Regions from separate parts of the Homo sapiens genome. Here region 2 is linked to region 1. A link is a loop called in an ENCODE intact Hi-C map of the cell type or tissue named here. Cell type or tissue: endothelial cell of umbilical vein. All regions are shown on one strand.

What was found. A loop is a pair of places that touch in the nucleus more often than their neighbours do. Peaks named below come from ENCODE experiments on the same cell type or tissue, not always from the same donor. Only the 100,000 strongest peaks of a DNase experiment are listed, where the experiment ranks them.
Region 2: it touches region 1 in a loop (10-fold over the local background); 2 of 110 quality-filtered maps call a loop at or near these places.

Annotation. Positions count from the first base shown.
Region 1 is chr6:101,805,190-101,807,689 of GRCh38, reverse strand. All of the region lies in intron 9 of GRIK2 (glutamate ionotropic receptor kainate type subunit 2), which reads right to left. Among named protein-coding and RNA genes, the nearest start is that of GRIK2, 410 kb to the right of the region's middle. In endothelial cell of umbilical vein, no CTCF peak of the experiment used is centred here; no DNase peak of the experiment used is centred here; H3K27ac peaks cover 428 bases.
Region 2 is chr6:101,740,718-101,743,217 of GRCh38, reverse strand. The region is part of intron 7 of GRIK2 (glutamate ionotropic receptor kainate type subunit 2); the gene reads right to left. Among named protein-coding and RNA genes, the nearest start is that of GRIK2, 350 kb to the right of the region's middle. RefSeq lists an enhancer at 1,355-1,890. In endothelial cell of umbilical vein, no CTCF peak of the experiment used is centred here; a DNase peak (open chromatin) is centred at 1,467; H3K27ac peaks cover 622 bases.

The DNA.
Region 1 (2,500 bases):
AAAGTCAAATGTGCCCCCCAAAACCCATTATCTAGGTGCCCTGCTTTGTTAGACCAACTCCAGTTTCCTCATGCCAGCAATCTCCAATCACAGCACACCTGAGGTCTTCATTTCTTTCCACTATGAAACTTTTCCACTCCCCTGCTTGCCTTTGAATCCCTGTTTAATGCAAGTGATGAAGGCTGTCTCCCTTCCTGTAGTAAGTTCTGAATAGTAACTTCCACTTGTTCTCATTTGGGTGAGCTTTGTTTATTTCCATACTGTAACTTGTAAGGACAAAAAAGGAACATTTATAAATAGAATGTTGAGTTTTACTGTTTAATGTAATACTGGAAGGTCAGAGAGTTTTTAATTGTGCCATGAATGGGGCCAGATTTACCACTGAAGCAATGTGGATCCTTACAATTTCCGACTTCAGGGTGACCTTCTGCAATCTAAAATCCTTTACCCACTTGAAACATTGACCCATGACCCCAACCCACTGATCCCTTGACTATTGTCTTTCCCTGTCCTCATGTTGGAGGTATAGAGCAAAGCTAGGAAAAGCAACAAACTGTGCTACAGGAAAATAACTCTGCATCAGACACTTGAGTAAGCGTTCTGTGTGAAGTATCTCATAATTTCCATAAAGATTCTTTATTCATTCAACAGTCAACAAATATTTCTTGAGTACATACTTTGTCCTCAAGACAAAGGATACTTTGCAAAGCCTTAATATATAGTAGTGGAAAAGGGAGCATATATTTTCCATCTAGTAGGTCTTGCACTCTGGCTAGGGAGATAGCCCTTTTATAAAGTTCACGTGAATAAATAATTGTGTACTTTGATAGAGTCAGAAATTAAAAAGGGCAGAGCATTAGGAGAAATTTAAACTTGATTAGAGACTTAGAGGAGGCCTATCTAAGGAAGTAATATTTAAGATGATACTACCAGGATGAGTAAGAGTTCCCCAGGCAAAGGAACTGGGAATGGATATTCCTGGCTGGGAAAACTGTTTCTATTACTCTATGCCAAAGTGATAAGAAAACTTTGTTTTCTTGAGGAAATGAGAAAAAAAAAAAAACCCTCTGTAGGTAGGGCAGAAGAAAATATCTGAGAACATGATGACATGATGAGAGGTCACTGGTGCTTTGGATTTTATTCAAAACACAATGAGAATCTATGAAAGCATTTAAACAGAGGGATGACAGGGGTCAATTTCCTTTTAAAAATATCTGCCTGGCTGCTGTGGTTTAGGGAATGGATTATAACAGAATTGAAGAGAGAGGCTTGTGGGAATTCCAATGTAGTTGTACAGTTGAAAGGTACTATGGTTATGATTCAGCAACGGATGTGGTGAGAGATGAATGGATTCTAAACATATTTTGAAAGTAGAATACACTATATGATCCTTGAACTGACCAGAAGAATTCAAGCTTGGAAAATCACTTATTCTGTTTTCCTTTTCCTGTTCCTGAGTGCTCAATACCAGCCTCTCATAAGCAAAAGTATTGCCTGAACTAGGCAAAGTCTGTAATAGTACCTACTGTCTTTCCCCCTTCTTGCCCTCCCCTCCTCCATTGAAGGCACTGCCATGGTCCCAGAGAGCTTGTTTGCACAGAAGTGGCTGGCTGTGTATACAGTATCGGTGATCTTTTTGGGACCACAGTGAATTGGGCTGGGTTCCAATTAAGGCTTCTGTTATAATAGAGTAGAAAGAATTCATTTGATCTATGGACACCATCTAAGTAGAAAGGATGCCCATCTCCACTCCAGGCTCAGACACTTGAGCATGGCCCACCTTTTCCCATTCATCAGAAGCATACTGGTTTCTTCCTGGTTTATCTGCTCCACAGTTGTAAACAACAGAAGCATAGACTTCCTTCCTGTTAACTGTTTTCATCCTGAAGTTCATGTTTCCGAACATTATGTAAAATCTATCATGTCAGTGACATAAAAACAAAATGACCTTCTTTTCAGCACTTATTACTGCCCAATCTTATAATTTTATAAGTCTAATGAGTCTATTTATTATTGGCAGGTTTCCTCTATTAGATTATAACCTTCATGAGGGCATAAAACAGACATTCCTTCCATATTTGTTAGAAGATTAACCTACTAAATGAAGTGTGCTGGTCTAAGATGACCAAGACAGAATGAGAATGAAGAAAAGGCAATAGGCATGAGAAGAGGGATAAACCTAGCACTTTACATGTTTTCCTTCTTTATTTTTGTCTCTCAGTCATGATAGAACATAATTGTTAAATTTTAACGATTAAAATTTCTAGCATCAATTTATTTCAAGATGGTACTTCCGGGTTCTTTTAGAGGCCATAGTATTCTCACTTCAGACTGTCCAAGAGGGCAGCCCTTTGCCCTGCACTTTTTTTTTTTTTTAAGGTGATGAATTTGGCACAGAGAAGTTCGGTGGCAGGATGAAGTTCACATGCTTAGTTTTGATAGAATTGGAACTGAAATTCAAGCCTCTTGGATCACCATCTATTGGCCCTTCTAAACTGTG
Region 2 (2,500 bases), 64 kb after region 1:
TTCAGGAACTTGGTCAGCTCTTGTCCAATGCAAGCTGGTTGAAACCACTAACCCTCCAGTTGGGCTGGTGTAAATGTCCAATAGGTGACCTTTTGTTGTCCAGGGACTAAAAACTCCACCCTAAAATCATGCTAACAAATACCATTTTGTAAACATGATTCCCGTAAAGAGCCACGAAGCTTGACTATGCTCGTATAGATCGCCAGTTACCTCACTTTTCCTTAATCTCTCTAAACCAAAAATAAAATTCTAATCTCCCCCTGTCAACCATGTGAATGGACTTCGTCCTCAGCCAGGGCTCTTAAAATTTAACCTGAGAGACGGTTTTAGGCCATGATGGGAAGTGGGGGGTCTAGCATGCCTCATTATACCTCTCCGGCATTAACATCAACACAGACTTTAAGTATGATAAAAAACATTTTACAGCCTATTCTCTTTGAAACCTGCTAGCTAAAAGCTTCATCTGCATGGTAAAACTTTGGTCTCTACAACCACTTATCTTAACCCAGATATTCATTTCTATTGATCCCAGGTCTTTAGACAAACTCAGCCAATTGTCAACTAAAAAATGTTTCAATTTATCTATAGCCTGGAAGCCCTTGCCTCAAATTGTCCCGCCTTTCTGGACCAAACCAATGCATTTCTTAAATGTATTTGATTAATGTCTCATGCCTCCTTAAAATGTATAAAACCAAGCTGCACCCCGACCACCTTGAGGACGTGTTCTCAGGACCTCTTAAGGGCTGTGTCATGGGCCACAGTCACTCATATTTGGCTCAGAGTAAATCTCTGCAAATATTTTACAGAGTCTGACTCTTTTTGTTGACACCTCAATCATCTTACCCCACACCTTAGTCCACCCTGATTCTTTATCCCACAAATATCCCTAAACCACATCTTCAGGAGGCAGATTTGAGACCTGTCCTCTCACCTCCTCACCTGGCTGCCTCATGAATAAACTCTTTCTCTGCTGCAAACTTGTCACCTTAGTGATTGGCATACTGCGTAACAGGCACACCAGGCCTGGTTCACTGTCACTGCTAGGAAGCTAAAAACTATTAAAAAGATATACATTTGCTTTTTCCAAAAATAGAAAAAAGTATATTCTGATAATCTTCTTAAGCAGAATTGTATGATAGCTTATTAACCTCAGTAGAAGTCTAAAGAGAGGCTGTTACCACTAGGGCATATTAAGAACAGTGTGGTATAACAGAGTGTTGACCTTGGAGTCAGGTAAACCTGGGCATACTCCCAGCTTTGCTATTTATTAGCTGTTAACTTTGGACACATTACTTGGCCCTGGTAAATAAAACTGGGACATAATGAGCACTCAGTAATGCCATGCTTAAATTATTTGCTTTTTTGGTGTAGTTGTGTGTCATTTTCTCATTTTAAGAGTTATCACATGTAAAGAGATCACGGTTTAGCATAAAGATTATTTTCAAGTGAAAACATTTGAGCTACAGAAAATGAAAAAGAAATCTTATCTGAACATCCCTTATCTGATTAAAGCAGAATGTCCTGAAAATATAGCTCCCATTAACTCCCCTGCAAGGAATTTCCTGTGAATTCAGCTGCCATGGAGACAGGCTTCCTATTCTCATTAGCATCAAAAAGCCCAATAAACTTTCCATACGTTTCCACTGATGCCCTTTTAAAAAAATACATTTTGTTAAAATGGTATATAAAATGTTAATTTTGAGGATTCAGTGAGTTACTCATCACTGAGTACTCCTGAGGGTTTGCAATGTACATATACATAAACACTGTCTTTTATTCTGCTAATCTATCTATCGTCAGTTAACTCTCAGGACCCCAACCATTTGAACCTAAGATCATAGAGGAAAAGTTTCTTCCTAACAGATGAATTCTGCAGACAAGTGTATCTGGATTTCAACAGAGAACTTAAGAAAACTCTAGTAATAGTTGGTCTATTTGAGTGGATTCCTTATTATTGAATATTTGGTAGTTCTTGACCCTATTTCCCATTAGAATCATTTGGTGAATTATTTAAAATTCCAACACTTAGGCCATACCTCAGTCCAAATTATACAGTCAAGGTTGACAACCAGTGTCCTCAGGGAAATTTCCTAGTTGCATACTTGCATGCTTGTGGCTTTCCCTGACCTTGTCCTCCTCAAAGTAGTGGTTGTATTTTATTTGTTTATTGTTTCTGTTTTTTACCTTGAGTGAGAAGCATAAAAGCCAATTAAATTTGCAGATGTCAGGCTGATATAGATTGGATAATTGTCCCCTCAAAAATCTCATGGTGAAATGTGATCCCTAATGTTGGAGTGGGATCTAGTGGGAGGTGTTTGGGTCAGTGGGCAGAACCCTCATGAATGGCTTCGTGCTTTACCCATGCTAATGAGTAAGTTCTTGCTCTATTAGTTAACAGGAGAGCTAGAGGTTAAAAAGAACCTGGCACCACCCCCTCTTGCTTCCTTTCTTGCCAGCCGGCTCCCCTTCCTTTTCTGCCATGATTGAAAGTTTCCAGAGG